Regions from separate parts of the Homo sapiens genome. Here regions 2 and 3 are each linked to region 1. A link is a loop called in an ENCODE intact Hi-C map of the cell type or tissue named here. Cell type or tissue: IMR-90. All regions are shown on one strand. Links, peaks and the distances in the headings refer to the core of each region. The heading gives the core; the rest is flanking DNA.

Region 1 (5,000 bases), core at 1-5,000:
TGATCGAAATCTGCTTTTGGATATTCTTTTCTTTTCTGCACATGTTTAAGCATCACAGTGAAAAGTGGGTTCTAGTAACAGGTAGGAGAAACCAGCTGGGAATATTCCTGTGCAAAGCTACTGATTAGAAAAAGTGGTGGCCGGGTGCAGTGGCTCACGCCTGTAATCCCAGCACTTTGGGAGCCTGAGGTGGATGTATCACAAGGTCAAGAGATTGAGACCATCCTGGCCAAATGGTGAAACCCCGTCTCTACTAAAAATACAAAAATTAGCTGGGCATGGTGGTGTGCGCCTATATTCCCAGCTACTCTGGAGGCTGAGGCAGGAGAATCGCTTGAACCTGGGAGGCAGAGGTTGCAGTGAGCCAAGATCATGCCACTGTACTTCAGCATGGTGACAGAGCAAGACTCCATCTCAAAAATAAATACATAAATAAAAAAGATAAAGTGGAGATCTCACTAGCCACATCAACAGCAATAGTGTCGAACATTTACTGGCTGCTTACTAGGAGGCATGCCCTGGGTCACATACATCCATGCTGTATTAGTTTGCTAGGGCTGCCATAACAAAGCACCACCAACTGGGAGCTTAAACAACAGAAATGTATTGTCTCACGGTTCTGGAGGCTAGAAGTCCAAGATCAATGTGTCAGTAGTGCTGGTTCCTTCTGAGGGCTGTCGGGGAGAACCTGTTCCATACCTCTCTCCTAGCATCTTATCGTTTGTTGGCAATTTTGGGCATTTGTTAGCTTACAGATGCCTCATCCTGATCTGTGCCTTCATCTTCACAGTGTTCTCCTTGTGTGGGTACCTCTGTGTCCAAATTTCCTGTTTCTATAAGCACATTAGTTGCACTCGACTAGGGCTCACTCTAATGACTTCATGTTAACTTGATCATCTGCAAAGACTCTATTTCTAAATAAGGTCACCCTACAGGTACTGGGTGTTTGGACTTCAACACGTTTTCTGGGACACAAACCAACCCCTAACACATGCATTGTCTCATTCAGGCTCACACCAGCATCATGAGGCAGGGGCTATGATTACTGACATTACAAACCAAGACGGTGAGACTTAGAAAGCTTTGCTTACGCTTTTCTATTGCATCTACTACAAAGATAGTAGAACTATGGTATGGATGCAGACAGTTTGATGCAAAAAACCATGCTCTTAATCACCACATGAGATTTCCAAAAGAGCATGAGGAACTTTCTCCACCTTTCAGTTGCTTGGCCATAGGTTACACACTGGAGTCATCCACTCTACTCAGAAGAATACTAGCTACCCTTGGTTGAACACCTATTACATACATTACATTATCTCATTTAGTCCCCTAAAAAAACTTAGAAGTTCAGTACTCTTTATCCCAGTTCACAGATAAGCATATTGAAAGTCAAAGAAGTAGAGAGCAGCTGGCCAAGAAAGCAAGAAAGAGTTGAGCCAGGATTCAGGTTGCCCCCGGCCACTACCCATCACCACTTGAGCCTGAAGATGTATTTTCTCCACTGTGCTGTGCTGCCTTTCATGCAAAGCTCAGGGCATACCAGGCTATGATTCACTCACATGAAAAAATCAGAGGTCTGAGTAAATCTCACAGTGCTCATTTTTAAAAGGGTACACAAAAAAATCTCAATTCCAAAGAATTTGGATCAGCCAAGAGAAGGCATGGGAAAATATCAAATGTTTGTATGATTACCTGGGCAACCTTTTCTGTGCTATGTAAATGTGTAATGACTAATCAACCAGGACGGCCAAGGGATTTGTTTCTAGAGATAGGCAATTTTCATTTGTGCCTGTGATTGGCTCAGCTCTGCGTGTGAAGAGGGAAAAGGCTTCCGTTTATTTAGCATAATGATGGACCAAAACAAAAGAAGAAATCATTTCACTCATGCTTAGGTAAGACATTTCCATCTTTCTTAAATCTTTGTGTGTCTATTTTTGTGTTCATAGCAACCGGCAGACTATTTAGAACAGAAATGTGCATGCGTTGAGTACAAAGCGAAGACAGCATTGGGCGGTGGGATGCGTGCTGAAGAGGGATAGCTAATGTTTGGCAAGTGTCAAAAACAAATGGCCATTGATCAGGAAGAATCCTGAGCAAAATAAGATCAAGATTTTCTGGGGGCTATTGACCATTACCAGTTTTCACTTTTCTGACATTCATTAAAAAAAAAAAAATACAGATCCTGATTCCCTGGAGCTTTGCAGTTTGCCAACTTTCTGAGGGCATTGCTAGATTTATAGTGCCATCATGTGGCCACTTCTCAATCTGTTCAAAAATTCTGCTGGATCTAAGCCTGGCAGGATGACTGAATGATTCCAGTTTCATGGTGTTGGGAGGCTTATAGAACAGTGCTGGCTAGTCACACATCTGATGCTGGCAGCAATAGTGTGCTGGGGAAGGGGTTAAGAAAGAAAGAGCTGAGAGGCTCCCTGCAGGCAGAGCAGGGGCGGGACAAAGAGAATCCAGACAGTTGGACTTGGCCGTGGGGACAGGCAGCTGGCAGAGAGGACATTTACCCAGTGGGGGTTAGGGCCATACTAGTGGGCTTGGGTTCATACGCAACACTTTCATCACTGAGAAGAATGTGGCTAGGCTCCAACTCTCGTGGGGTAGGTGGGACTGGGAAATAAAATAGCAACTGGAGCTAAAACCCAGTTACAGTCTTCCCTGGTCACTGGCTCTTAGAAGAAGACAGGCATTCCATGCACCTCACTCAGGAGATCACCAGAAGTCCAGCCAAGCCCTGCCTGGGCTCCTTCCCAGGAAAGTGCTTCTGCTGACACTCTCCTGGCCACGATCTTCTTCCCAGCAGAGGAAGAAATCTTGTCCATATAGGAGAAGTTGAGGTATGGAGTTTCATTGCTAGGCAGGGAACTAGGGTGGGTGGGTTGACAGTAAGCAGGTTATAGGTTCCATGGAAATAGACAAAGACCAACCAAATGAGAAAAAGCAAAGGCTATTTATTCTGAGCTTGCTATAGCAATGAAGTTGGCCACCATCACTTGCATTTTGTCAGAGACCCCATCACAGGCAAAGCACTGGGAAAGCTTTAGAGTGGAAAAAAAGGGAAGTCTTGAGGTGTGCCCTGATGGGAGGCTGTTGGCCTGGGGAAGCTGCAGGTGGGCTAACTGGAAGCAGGGCACACTGTGTGATTGGTTAGGGGTAGGTACAGATTTGGCTTTCTCTGGTTGTTCCTAAATTTAAAATGGTGACAAAAGTTAGGGAAGCTGTCCGTTATTAATCAGGTCCTGGCCATTTCTGGCTGATTGTTACAGAAGTTATTGTTCAGCTTCCTGGATTGTCACCAGAGACAGCAGCCTGGCTTCCTACAAGTCTGAGTTCGAGCAGGCTGACTTCCTGGGTTATTTATTGTACATAAGGGGGTTGGTTTCCTTCTCTGGTACAGAGAGTGGGTCAAAGATCTATTTTTACATGTGGTCTGGTCTGTTTCTAGATTCAGTCTATCATCTCTGAGTCATCCCTGCTATGACTCAAGCAAGGATCAGCCTGGCAAGAGGTGGTGGGGGTTGGGAGCCCTCATCTTATGTCAGCAAACAATGAGGAGTTGGAATTGGCAAAAGGCCCCACCCACCCCACCCTATCCCCAGTCAGAATCAAGTCTTCAAGGGGACAGGACCAGTTGGAAGCCCAGCGGTTAATACCAGGTTGTATCATCGATCAGACCCACAGCTAGGATGCACCCACGCTAAACCCTCTTCCAGCCACTACTATGTAGCTGAAGCAACTTGATTATTTGCTGCCTTAGTCATGACTGGATGAGGAACTTGGAAGAGACTTCAGATTCAGGAGAAAGAGGAGGAAGTGGTGCTTGTGTTCGTGGTATTGATGTTAGGGTGGCACATTTTGTAGGCATCTGGGAGACAAAAAAACAAAAAAAAAAAAAACAGAGCCTGCCACTGCCCCCGCTGGATGTCTTAGTGCCTCTAACTAGGGTTTGGGGCCCTGGCTCTATCCTGATAATAAACTACATTTGTTTTTTTCTGGAATGTAGTGACTATCATGTGGAAAGGGCAAGAGCTATAAATGCAAGCCTGGGGGTGCACATCTCTGGGAGGAAACCCTGGGTACAGGCACTCCTTTTTAATTCAAGGAGAGTTGGAAGAGCTCCAATCTGTGCACCAGGGGAGAGGGTGACTATTCCTTTCCTGCTAGTGATTTTAACTCTACTCCCATTTTTACAGCATCTCTCATCTGGGAAAAGATACATGTCGACCAACAACCCCCATACTATGCTGACATTATTCCTTATTTGTCAAATTCATATGAGCCAATTGGTGACACCGAAACCCTAGTTATAGCAAAACTGACTGTATTATGAATAGTATCTGGAAATGGGAAAATATGGGTGATTTAAGCTAGGCATAGTGGCTTATACTGGTAGTCCTTGCTACTTGGAAGGCTGAGGCAGGAGGATCGCTTGAGCCCAGGAGTTCAAGGCTGCAGTGGGCTGTGATCACGTCACCACACTCCAGCCTGGGTAACATAGCGAGCCTCTGTCTCCAAATAAACACACACACACACACACACACACACACACACACACACACACACGTAAGTTAATCGGGAAAGGCACTGAAGAGCAGATGGTATATAATTTTTCTCATTTCTAGCAGTCTTGTTCTGTGTGAACATGTGGAGCACACTGCGGGCCAGTGTGGAATGTACAGAGTTCCCCAAATTTCAGTCATTAATTTTGGCCATATCTATACTCAGCCTACATAGTTCCTCAATGTTTTCCTTTAAATTTATTTATTTATTTTTAATTATATTTATTTTGAAAGGGAAATTATATCACTATTGAAAATGAAAAGTCAATATCACCTGTCATAAATAGAAGGTAATCCTAACTATAAATACATAACTAAACAAATCAAACTCTTCACCCATAGACTGTCCCCAGATGGTCTCCTATGCCGCTAGTGGTACTAGTGCCACATTTGGGGAAATACCTGTGCAATACTAGTTAAGAGCTCTGG
Region 2 (5,748 bases), core at 333-5,332, 390 kb before region 1:
CAGCACTGTCCAGGAACTCAAGAGAAAGAAAGGAAGCTGGAGAACAGAAGCAAAATCAAGCAGGGAACTCAATTCAAAAGTCATCGCAATGGTCATCCAAGTCCTTGACTAACCCTGCAACAGATAATCTGAGAAAGCAAGAAGTAGCTTTGTATACTGGTGCTCTTCATGGCTTTTCATTAAATTCATTCAAGATCTTTGTGATAAGCCTTCTTGTTATTTCATACTGCTTCATTTGTCCTCTGCCAATAAATTTTCAAAAGCAAGATGATGCCAATAATTCTCTTTTCTCCTCCACATTTGCCACAACACTGGACACATGAAGGTATTTGAAAATATTTATTTAACTGAATTGATTGAATGACTAGTTTCCCAAATGGGGTTAGTAAATTTCTATTTATCATATGGTAGAATCTAGCCCAATGTCTTGATGGATAAAAGAAAACAGTGTAAAGCACAAGGGAAAAATGCTTCACCTACGCTAACCTCTAAACCTTCATTGATTTTCAAGTCTTTGTTGCATTTTCTCTCCCAATATAATTTAAGACTTTTTCACAACATGAATTTCTACCAGGCCAAGCTTGAAACACATTATTTCAGCCTAGCTGAATTCACACACACACACCTCATATTATTTTTCCCTAAAGCACATGCTTTGTCTGTTGAGCTTTTGCTTAGCACAGCTCCTAGCATCTTGCATAGCTGTCTGCTCACATTGGACATTTAATACATACTTTGCTGTTTTAAGCAGACTCCTGAGAGACTCTTTCAAATAACCCAAGTCTAGGGATGAAATAAAATCTCCAAAGCTGTTTTTAAAGAAGGTATCAAAGAAGGGATGCCAACAGCCATCGCACCTTCTCCTCAACCACTGTGTCAGAATATGCCCCTGAAAGCAGAGTTTCTTCACATTTATGGTTTCCTGTGGTAAGTATCTGGCTCGCCTTGAACTCTAACCACCTGGACCTCATGGCATGTCATGGTGGATTCTCTCTTTGCTTGCCTTGCCTCTCTTGTTGATTGGATGAATGCTTTACCTCCTAACCCAGAGCAAACACAAACTGGCTTCCTCTTGCCATGTCATAGGACCCTGGGCTCTAGATTTCCAAATTGTACTTTTTACCACTCACTTGAATTATATTTGGCTGTTCCATGCCTGGCTCCTTTGGACCATAATAACCCTGGTGCTATCCATGATCTTTCCTTCTTTTCATCCTTCCTTCTCTACTTTTCATTCTCCTTTTGGACAGACATTAAATGAGGATTTACTGTTACTCTAAAGAAGCAAAATTGAGGAAGACAGAGTTTTTTACTTCAAAGAAGTCATAATCCAATGAAAGAAACTGCCAATTAAACAAGCTGTTAGCACACAATATGATAAATATTTTCTTGATATATACACAGTGAATTGCTTCATTCTTCTGAGCAAAGGCAGGGAAAAAGCTACAAAGCAGATGATGATGTCTGACCTAAATTTTAAGGACTATCAATTATTTTGCCTAAATGCTATGCTATTGGCCAATGTTTTCATACATTACTTCCAGGCAATATGAAAAAGAGAACTTGTAACATTAGATTTACATCCTAGAAATTTCACTCAGGTAGGTTTGGGTGACTTGAGGAGAAGGTAGAAAAATCTGTTGTTTTTAGAATTTTTAAAACATAATTAAGCCTTTTATCTGTTTTTCACAGTTCATTATATTTACCATTTTCCTTTTATTTAGTAAAAGTATTTAATGATGTCTTAAAGGGTGTCATGATAGTAATAACAAAACAATAATCCCAGATGTTCCTGAGAGAATTTCTATATTTTATTGCTGAATTTTAAAAATTACTAAATATAACTAAATTACCAAAAAATTATTAGTTAAAAGTTTAAACCATTACTAAAATATATATTCACTTTTATTACTAACATGGTTTTTAAAAATTATCATACATGTTTTTATTATAAAATATAAATATAAGAATTGTCACATATAAATAATCAACCATGATTGCCCTTATATATGGGTAAAATTTTACTACTGATTTACTTTGTATGAAGGTATGTCTATAATTATCTGATACTGAAATTTAAAATTCTAGTATCAGAGATGAGGCTTTAGATTTGATACAAAGTCATTTTCCAAAAATACCCTAAAGTATTTCAGTGGAACACTGACTGCAGCGATAACCATTATCAGACAACAGCACCTTCAAGAGAATTAGATTACCAAATGTGCTTCACCTGATAACTAAGTTCAAGTAGATTACTCAGAAAATGGGATTCTTAACAGAGTGGTGAAAATACTAAGAAAGAGATGAGAACTGGCCTAGGTAAGATTTTTAATCACAGGCACTAGAAAGCATAAAACATAAGGGTATTGTGTGTTTTAGGGAAAGATGGGATAATATAAGATAAGACAAGAAATCAGAAAAGAGAAGAAAAGCAAAGATATAATCACCATTTTTTCTATAACTGACCAAAAACTCTTCTCAGGATGAAGCTTACAGAGAAAATTATTATGCACATTAAAATAGTTAAGGGGTGGGAGTTGTTTCAGAACCAGCACCAGATATAAACACCAAAGTTCACTCCTCTAGTGAACTAGAACTAGAAATTTGTTGTCAATTAACTGAGAATGCTGAAAAAAACTACTGAAGGTTCTGAAAAGCAAACAAATCAGGCAGATGCCAGAGATAAAAGAAAACTGGGCAATATTTTCTTTTGTTGTTGTTCATTCTCACAACTTTGTATCCAGGGTGAACTCCAGTCATAGAGTGGTTTGGCAGTGGCAGCAGCCACAAAACTTCTAGGGGAACCCCATATTTCTGCCTGGAAGTAGGTCCTGCATGCTGGAGAGTGTAAGGGAATCCCAGGATATTGAGACCTAGAAAAGGAGATCTACTAAATCTGTAAATCTATATAAGGCTCAGGCTTACTCCTCATCTGTGCATGTGTGGGGCAGACCCAAACCAGCACAGTAAGGCTTTGAGAAATAAACTGAGATTTAAACCACTGCCCATATCTCAGACTAGCATCTGAGTTTTTCATGTCAGGCACACACTCAAACTAGCATTGAAAATGCTTTGAGAACTGAACTGAGATATAAACCACAGCCATAAAAGATCGGACAGAACACTTGATCTTAACCAACGCAAGTTGTTTGCCTTCTCCAGAGGATTATTCATCAACATTCCCCAGAGGATTATAACCAGATCCAGAGACTGTACATTATAACATTCACATCATCCAGGATAAAAGCCAAGATTACTCAACATGGCAAGAACCAGGAAAGTCTGACCAATTCTCAAGGGAAGATACAATAAACAGATGCCATTCCCAAGATGACTCGATGTTGGAACTATTAGGCAAAGGCTTTAAAGCAGCTGTGATAGTTATGCTCTGTGAGTTAAAGAATAACACATTTAAAAAGAACGAAAGGTAAGAGTTCTTAGAGGAGTGCATACTACAAAAAATAACCGAATGGACATTTTGGAACTGAAAAAACAATATCTGAAATTTAAAAAATTACCAGATGGGCTCAGCAGAAGTTTGGAAACAAGAGAGGAAAGAAATCAGTGCATTCAAAGATGAATCAATAGAAGTTATTGTTAAAGGATCTTTGGGGTGTCACTTTTCTGGCCTGAAACCTCTGGCCAGTGGCACCTTAGCACAAGCTTTGCTAGGGTCCACTGGGCGCATTCCACCCATTCAGCCTGGCAGATTGTGCTCAGCTCACACTACCGGTCTGGCTTCCACACCTGCCAAGGGTGAGTGAGGTGTGCAGCAGCGAGGGGTGTGTGAGCAAGCGCAGGGTCCAGCCACTGCACAGACACACTGGCTGCTGCAGCTGGTCAGGTGCCCCAGGTGCCAGCATGGACACCAGCTCTCTGCGAGGCTGTGGCTGGACCAGGTACACTGCAAGCAGCTTCCCAGCTGGCACCGGGGAATGCAGTGGTGCCTGGAAGCTTGTACATGCCAGGTACCACAGGATCCCAAAGAGGGAGTCACAGCCCTGGCTTGGAAAGCTCCTAGGTCTGGTATCCATGAGGGGCCACAGCTCTTCTCTTCTTCTCTTCACCTACAATGTGGCAAGCAAGGGGCATGTGTCAGCTCTGTTTGTGTTATAGCTCTTTTAGCTCCACCATTCAGCAGGTCCTGAGTTCTTGTCCTGCAACCGGGAAGAATGAAGTATGCCGACAAGTGGGGGGTGAGCAAATTGAAGAAGAGCTTCATTGAGCAACAGAATAGCTCAAAGGAGGTCCACAGCGTGTAGCTCCTTTCCACAGCCAGGTGTCCTGACAAGTGTTCAACTCCTAGCAGAGAGGAGGCCCTGGAGTGGGTTGCTCCTCTCTGCAGGCAGGTCATCCTATTGTCTTCCCAGCTCCTAGCTAAGAGGAGGCCCTGGAATGGGTTGCTCCTCTCTGCAGGCAGGTGATCCCATTGTCTTCCTAGCTCCTAGCAGAGAGGACGCCCTGTAGTGAGTTGCTCCTCTCTGCAGTTGGTAGTCCAGACATCTCTGCAAGTCTCTGAAGACCTCAGCAGAGAGGAGGCCCTAGTGTGGGTAGTTCCTCTCTGTAGTTGGTCATCCCAACATTTCCTGCTATCAGCAGAGAGAGTAGCTCCTCTCTGCCACTGGTCCTCCTGTTGTCCATTCAGCTCTGGCTGAGACTTAGGCTTTTATGGACATCAGTGGCGAGGAAGTACACACTGATTGGTCCATTGACAGCCATGGGAAGCCCAGAAAAGACACTACAAATTCCCACTCTGGTCTGTAGGACAGGTAGCCCAGCTCCCAGCCTTCAGGCTCCCCCTGGCCTGAAGGTGGGTCCTCAACAGGGACCTGCCCCCTTCTGCTCAGGAATCTATCTCCTCCTGCTGCCATTCATGGTGCCCTGGCCTGGCCCCAACTTTGCTCCAAGATCAGAGCCAGGGATGACAGCAGGGAGAAGCCAGGCAGTGGGAGCAGGCATTTCCAAGCCTGCAAGGTCAGGGGTGCCTTCCCCGGCCCCCAAGAGCAATTTGGGAGGCTGCAGTTGTGCTCTGGTGGGTGGAGCTTCTTCCTGCTCCATGTAGTGGGAGGCCTAAGTCTGTAGCCACAATTTGGGTGGCTGCTGTGGCACCTGGGGAGCTCCCACCCCAATTCAGAAGAGGCAGGGATGTTGCTTTTCCCTTCCAGCTCCATGGATTCCTCAACCCTGGTGGTGCTTCCCTGCCGCAGCTCGCATGATGGCAGCAGCAGGCCATCTGGAGCTGCAGCTGCCATCATTATCTAATCTGAAGAAAAGAGATAAAACTATATTTTTTAATTAGCAGGCCTTAGAGACCCATGAGACATTATCAAAAGGTCTCCATACAGGACATTAGAATCCCAAAAGGAAAGGAGAAAAAGATTCAGGTAGATTACTTGAAAACACTCATGGTCAAAAATTTAGTAAGTATTGGAAAAAGATATATGTTAACAGATTCAAGAAGTCCAGCATGTCCTTATTGGAAAACAATTCTCTATGGCATTTATGCACATTTTATATCAGCTTTCATTTCAGATTATATTTTCAAGCATGTCTGTATAGCAAATAACCTTGAGTAATAGAGACAGTATCTCCCTCTGAGGCACAGGGTAGATTTGTTTCATGACCATTATAATAAAAGATAATGTCTTTTTTCAGGCAAAAGTTGGGTATATCTGTTATCAGTACCCTCTCAAATTTCAGGCTTTCCTCAGCTATAATTCAACTCTATTACGCATACAGCATTTTCCT
Region 3 (5,748 bases), core at 416-5,415, 590 kb before region 1:
TCTCTATATTCTTTATGAAGCAGCAACATCCTTTCCTTAAGAGTTAAAATAAGGACTTCACAAGCTTTCAGAGTCAAAAATATATAAAGTGACTTAGCAACAAATTAAAATAGTATATCTTAGAAATTTATTTTTCTGCTCAAATATTTTCCTATACCTAGTTCTGCATTCTGCCATTCCTCAATTGATCATTCACAAAAAGGAAATCTTCTTTCCTAAAAGTAGTTTGACATTCCCTTAAGGATCCAGATCTGTTTGCAGGCATCTCATTTAAGAAGCATTCTGATGTGATATGGAAGGAATTAAGAAGGAAGGAAATTGATCTGATCTAATTTGATGTAACATAAGCCAAGTGGTTTATTATAGACAAATTCCCTCAACTGTGAGTTGTTGCCCACTGAAGGAAGTTTCATATAAATGATTACATGAATGGGGAGATGTAAAAATCTGCCAGATACAGTCACCACAATATTAATTTTCCTTCTCCATAAACAGTATTTCATGGCCCTCCAACGAGCTGCATCCAAGAAAAGTCACTCAAATGCAAATTTAAAAACAGCCCTATATAAAGGTGATGAAGTTCACTACCCAGATCTAGAGATTTGAGGGAGTATAAGAAGTCAAAAAGATGTCAATCACAGGAAACCATCAATCTCCAATCCTTTACAGATCAAAATCTCCTCTATCACAAATATTGAGTCATCTCCAAAATATCACAGTTAAATTTTACAAGAGATAAGAAAAATGAAGATAGTCCCAGCCAAAGACATGGCTTCTCTAGTTCTCACTTTGAATTATTTGCAAGGCACATGTATATATTTATTTATTCCAATAGGGAATTATGGCAACATGGCAGTGAGGAGTTCAGAGTAAATGGGAGAAGCTCAAGACATTGGGTTAGACCAGAGATATTTCAAGTGGGAGCCTTAACCTAGTACTGTCCAGGAAAAGTAAGTTTAGAAAGTGAGAGTAAACTTAAAAGTAAGAGTATATGTTTAATAATATTACAAGATATCCATCCTCAACAGAGTGTAAATATAAAAGTATGATGATGATTATGATGTTCAAAATTGTGCCATGATCTTGATCAGTCACATTTGACAGTACGAAATACTAACATTGCAAAAGTGTGTTACTATTCATTTCATAGTAGATACTTTTATTATTCTCATTATGTAGATGAGGCAACTAATTCTTCAAGAAGGTAGTTGCTTTGCTCAAAATCACTCAGGTAGGAATTAGTGGAGGACAGATTAAAATCCAGATCTTCTGACAGAAGATCTCACAGCTCAGAAACTAGGTTGTGTGCAATTAAGCCCCTCATCCCCATAAAAGTTACTTTCTTCAATCTACTCTGGCCTTTTGAGTTAGAGAGTACAATAAAGCCTATTGCAACAATATCAGGTCTAGTTGAACCTGGCCTGGAACCTCGCTTCTACAGATCTACAGAGCCAGCAACATGGACATCATCTATCTTATTAGACACGCAGAATCTCAGGCCTCATCTAATGCTTATTAGACACACAGAATCTCAACCCTCATCCAATGCCTCCTAAGTCAGAATCTTTATTCCTACATGGGGATTCAGATGCACTTTAAATCTTAAAAAGCACTGGCCCACAACTCTAATAGTACCTTATTGCCAACCTGTGGTTGATTACCAAGCCTCGATTTACCAATTCTCCCACCTACTTTAGAGACTTGGAGTTAGAGCTAGATAGGCCTGAGTTCTGTGTGAACTTGCATAAGGAGATACAGTTTTTTCATGTGCAAATGAGGAAAATAACTCATTCTTCCCAAGGGTTGTCATTAGAATTAAGAGAAGATATATATATATGTTATATATATATATGTTATATAGATATGTCATATATGTTATAGATATGTTATGTATGTTATATATATGTGTGTGTATATATATAGTACTATATATGTGTGTATATATATACACTATATATACACATATACACATATATACACTATATATACACATATATAGTACTATATATACACATATATAGTACTATATATACACATATATAGTACTATATATATACACACATATATATATAATATCATCAAACATATATGTATTTGATGATACACACAGTAGGTACCCAATAAGTAGTAATTCCATCACTTCTTCCTCAGCCCTCACATCACTATTGACCACCATCCTTACTTACTCCCCTATAATTGACCTCAGCTAAATCCTCATTTCCATCTTTTTCGAGTCCTGATTCTAGTTCTCACTCAGCTGACATTTCCTGCCCCCTTTCCATCTTCAAAAGGGGTTCCTTTCTGGCTTGGTATGGTCTGCCATTCCCACCCTCTTCAGATAGCATCCCAGAGCAACCAACTCACAGCACATGTGCAGAGATATCACATGTGGATTGCCTAGCAAAGCTCTGTTTCATTTGCATGCTTTTGAATTCACTTGCATGCCTCCAGGTAGAGCATGTACTCTCAACTTGGCCACAGACCTTCATCACCTTTTGTCTTTCATTGGTCACATTCACAGAAGTATGTTTCTTGTCACATCTCTATAGGCACTTGTGTTTGTGAGTTTTTACACCTCAACTCCTTTAGCTTTTATCCTTATTAACTACGGAGGATAAAAGGGCAAAGGGTTTAACCCCCTGGCTAATTACAGAGGTCCCTGCACAAGCACTTGCCCCCGCCGATGACTTTCGTTGTATGTGGTCCTCTGCTGCCCCCTACGGGCCTCTTCCCACTTTGCCCACTGGCCTTGATTAATGTCTGTTCAAAACCGTTAAGAATCCTTGTCCTGATTTCATAGTGCAGTATATAGAGTGTACCCAGGTAAAACTGCAAGGTTTCACATTGGAAAGAATAACTTGAAACATAAAATACACTCCCCAACTAACAGTACTTCCTTTATAAGGTTCTATCCATAGTACTTATCTCACTTTCTTAAAAATACATAATTACTTGTCTATGTATGCCCCCACTAAATGGAAAGCACTGTCAGGGCCACATAATCCAGCCTTGGGCATAGGGGAAATACCCCAGAGGAAAGGATGCCTAGCTAGACTCACAACAAGTGAGTAGACTATAGCTTGACCAAGGACATGAAACTAAGAAAAAGCTAGAGTCTTTGAAGAAATAATCAAAGTTCAGCATGGTTAAAAAGTTGAACATTGTAAGCAGAGGTACATTAGAGGGAGAAAGTAGGAAAAGAGGAAATTGGAAGTGTAAGTTAGGTCCAGATCATTAAGGACTATATTTAAAAGTTTATAATTTGTTCTAAGAACAAAGATGATCAACTGCTGGGTTTTAAGCAGAAAGTATAGTCATCAGGTTAATATTTCTGAATGATCACCCAAGAGCATTATTACAGCAAACCAGGCAATAGAAGATGATTGTCTAGACTAGATGAATTGAGGTGAGGGGGGAGAGAAGTAGACGGAGAGAAGTAGATGGAGCCTGGAGAGATTTAGAAGATGCAATCAACATAGACTACAAAGAGAAGAGATAAATGAAGAATGACCACGTTTCTATTTTGGATCACTGGGAACATATGGTGCTAGAATTAACTGAGATCAGTATCTCAACACAAAATACCATCAAAGAAAAAACAACAACAATAAATTGAACCTGATCAAAATTTAAAATTTCTGCTCTTCAAAAAACACTATTAAGAAAATTAAAGGGCAAGGCTCAGACTCAGAGAAAATATTCACAATACATATATCTGAAAAATGACTTGTTTCAAAAATACAAAAAGAACTTTCACAATTCAATGAGACAAAAAAGCCAATAAGAAAACGGGAGAAGATCTGTACAGACACTCCACAAAAAAAGATATACATATGTGTGTGTGTGTATACATATATATATGTATGTGCATACATATACATATATATATGTATACACACACACACATATATACAATGACATATGAAAATATGCTTACCATATTTAGTCATCAGTGTGATGCAAATTAAAACCATAAGATAATATTATATAGCCATTACAATGGCAACATTTTTAAAAACTGTTAATACCATGTCTTGGCAAGAGTATAGAACAACTGGAAATCTCATACATATATTTCCAGAGGGAATGTAAAATGGTATACCTGCTTTAGAAAACAGTTTCCCAGTTTTTATAAATTTAAATTTACATTTACCATATAACTCAACAATTCCCCTTCAAGGTTTTCAACCAAGAGAAATGAAAATATATGCCCATATGAAGACCTATAAGCAAACGTTCAATACGACTTTATTCAAAATGGCCAAACAACGCAAATGTATTTCGATAGGTGAATTGTGACATATTCATACAATGAAATACTATGCATCAATAAAAAGGAATGAACTATTGAAACACACAACCACCAAGTGCATCTTTAAAAAGACTTTGTTAAGCAAAAGAAGCTACACACAAAAGTGTACATTCTATATGATTTCCTTTAATATGAAACTCTAAAAAAATGACAAGTCTAATATATAGGTATAGGAAACTGATCAGTGATCCCTTGGGGCTCCAGTGGGATTGATTAAATAGAAAGGAACATAAACATTTGAAGGTGATGGAAACATTCTATATCTTGATTGTGGTGGTGTTTACATGGGAGCGGAGTTCAGGGGTGGCTGAATTTGTCAAAACCCATTGACACACACTTAATATGGTGCATTTTATCATTTATGTCAATAAGGTTGACTTAAACAAATAAATTAAAAACTAGATACTTGGTAATTTGAAAGGTCATAAATGACAATTCATGAACTCTACATGATGAAGTTCTTCTCTTACTTCTCTGGAGCCTCTTTTAATTGAATTCTAATAGCAAGACACAATGACATGCTCTCAACATTATAATGAAGTACAACAAAAATCCATTTTCAAAATTTTTTAAATTAATGTGTGATACAAATCATTCATGCTCCCCCATCAAAAAGAAAATATTTAGTTCAGTATAATAGTTTTAGAATATTTGTACTCAGTGAACCTTGCTGCACATATCATCCTTTCTAACAAAAGGCATAGTTGAGTCATCACAAAAGTGAAAATAATAACAAATTAATGTGGCGGAATGAAAAAGAGGCTATGCTAATGATCGGTGATAGCACAACCACTAAACAGCTGCTCAGTTCTCTCCAGAATCAGCCTTATCCTCAGCTACATTTTCTGGAGCATTTCTCTTCTGGCTTTGAACCATCTGTCATTTGGCAGATAAGCTGTATTCCGAGACATCTATATTCAACTGCCACTTTTCAAACCCTGTGAGTATGGACTAATTCAAGACGAGACTATGATGGTCTATTTTAACATTTTGTTTTCCTTAGTTTCATTCAAAATCCTATCACGTAAGGGAAAAATTTAGAAAACTTCAATGGCAAAATGTAGCATAATTGCTTCTAGGAAGTTTCCCTTACCTTCTGTAAGCTTTTAGTGGCAATTCAATAAATTTTCAAGCCTTGCAAAGAAGGAGAATACCATACTATTACCTCTAGTCAATAATGAAGATTCGCTGGGGATTCAGCTAATTCAGAAGCCTTACAGGTTTCCAGCATCTGTAGTATTTTTCTCCTTAGCTACATTTAATCCCAGTCCTGAATACAATATTTTAATTAGTTATGACCATATTCAGTTATCATCTTCCTGCTTCCAAACTGTATATATCACATGAGAAATGGAAACAAAATTCTTTCTTGATCTTTGAAATAACCCAGAGTACCCAGTTAATTTCCAAATCTATATTCTTAGTTGAATAGAAGA

What was found. Hi-C counts contacts between places; a loop is a spot of excess contacts. Peaks named below come from ENCODE experiments on the same cell type or tissue, not always from the same donor. Only the 100,000 strongest peaks of a DNase experiment are listed, where the experiment ranks them.
Region 2: it touches region 1 in a loop (6-fold over the local background); 4 of 110 quality-filtered maps call a loop at or near these places.
Region 3: it touches region 1 in a loop (3-fold over the local background); 18 of 110 quality-filtered maps call a loop at or near these places.

Annotation. Positions count from the first base shown.
Region 1 is chr6:119,145,973-119,150,972 of GRCh38, reverse strand. It overlaps a transcript of FAM184A not described here. Among named protein-coding and RNA genes, the nearest start is that of FAM184A, 70 kb to the right of the region's middle. RefSeq lists an enhancer at 3,459-3,528. In IMR-90, for the core only: a CTCF peak has its summit at 2,245 (motif pointing left); DNase peaks (open chromatin) are centred at 2,252 and 3,472; H3K4me3 peaks cover 174 bases; H3K27ac peaks cover 548 bases.
Region 2 is chr6:119,538,728-119,544,475 of GRCh38, reverse strand. No RefSeq gene overlaps it. Among named protein-coding and RNA genes, the nearest start is that of MAN1A1, 190 kb to the right of the region's middle. In IMR-90, for the core only: no CTCF peak of the experiment used is centred there; a DNase peak (open chromatin) is centred at 3,235; H3K27ac peaks cover 1,090 bases.
Region 3 is chr6:119,739,349-119,745,096 of GRCh38, reverse strand. All of the region lies in intron 2 of LOC105377975 (a long non-coding RNA gene), which reads right to left. Among named protein-coding and RNA genes, the nearest start is that of MIR3144, 270 kb to the left of the region's middle. In IMR-90, for the core only: a CTCF peak has its summit at 2,719 (motif pointing left); no DNase peak of the experiment used is centred there.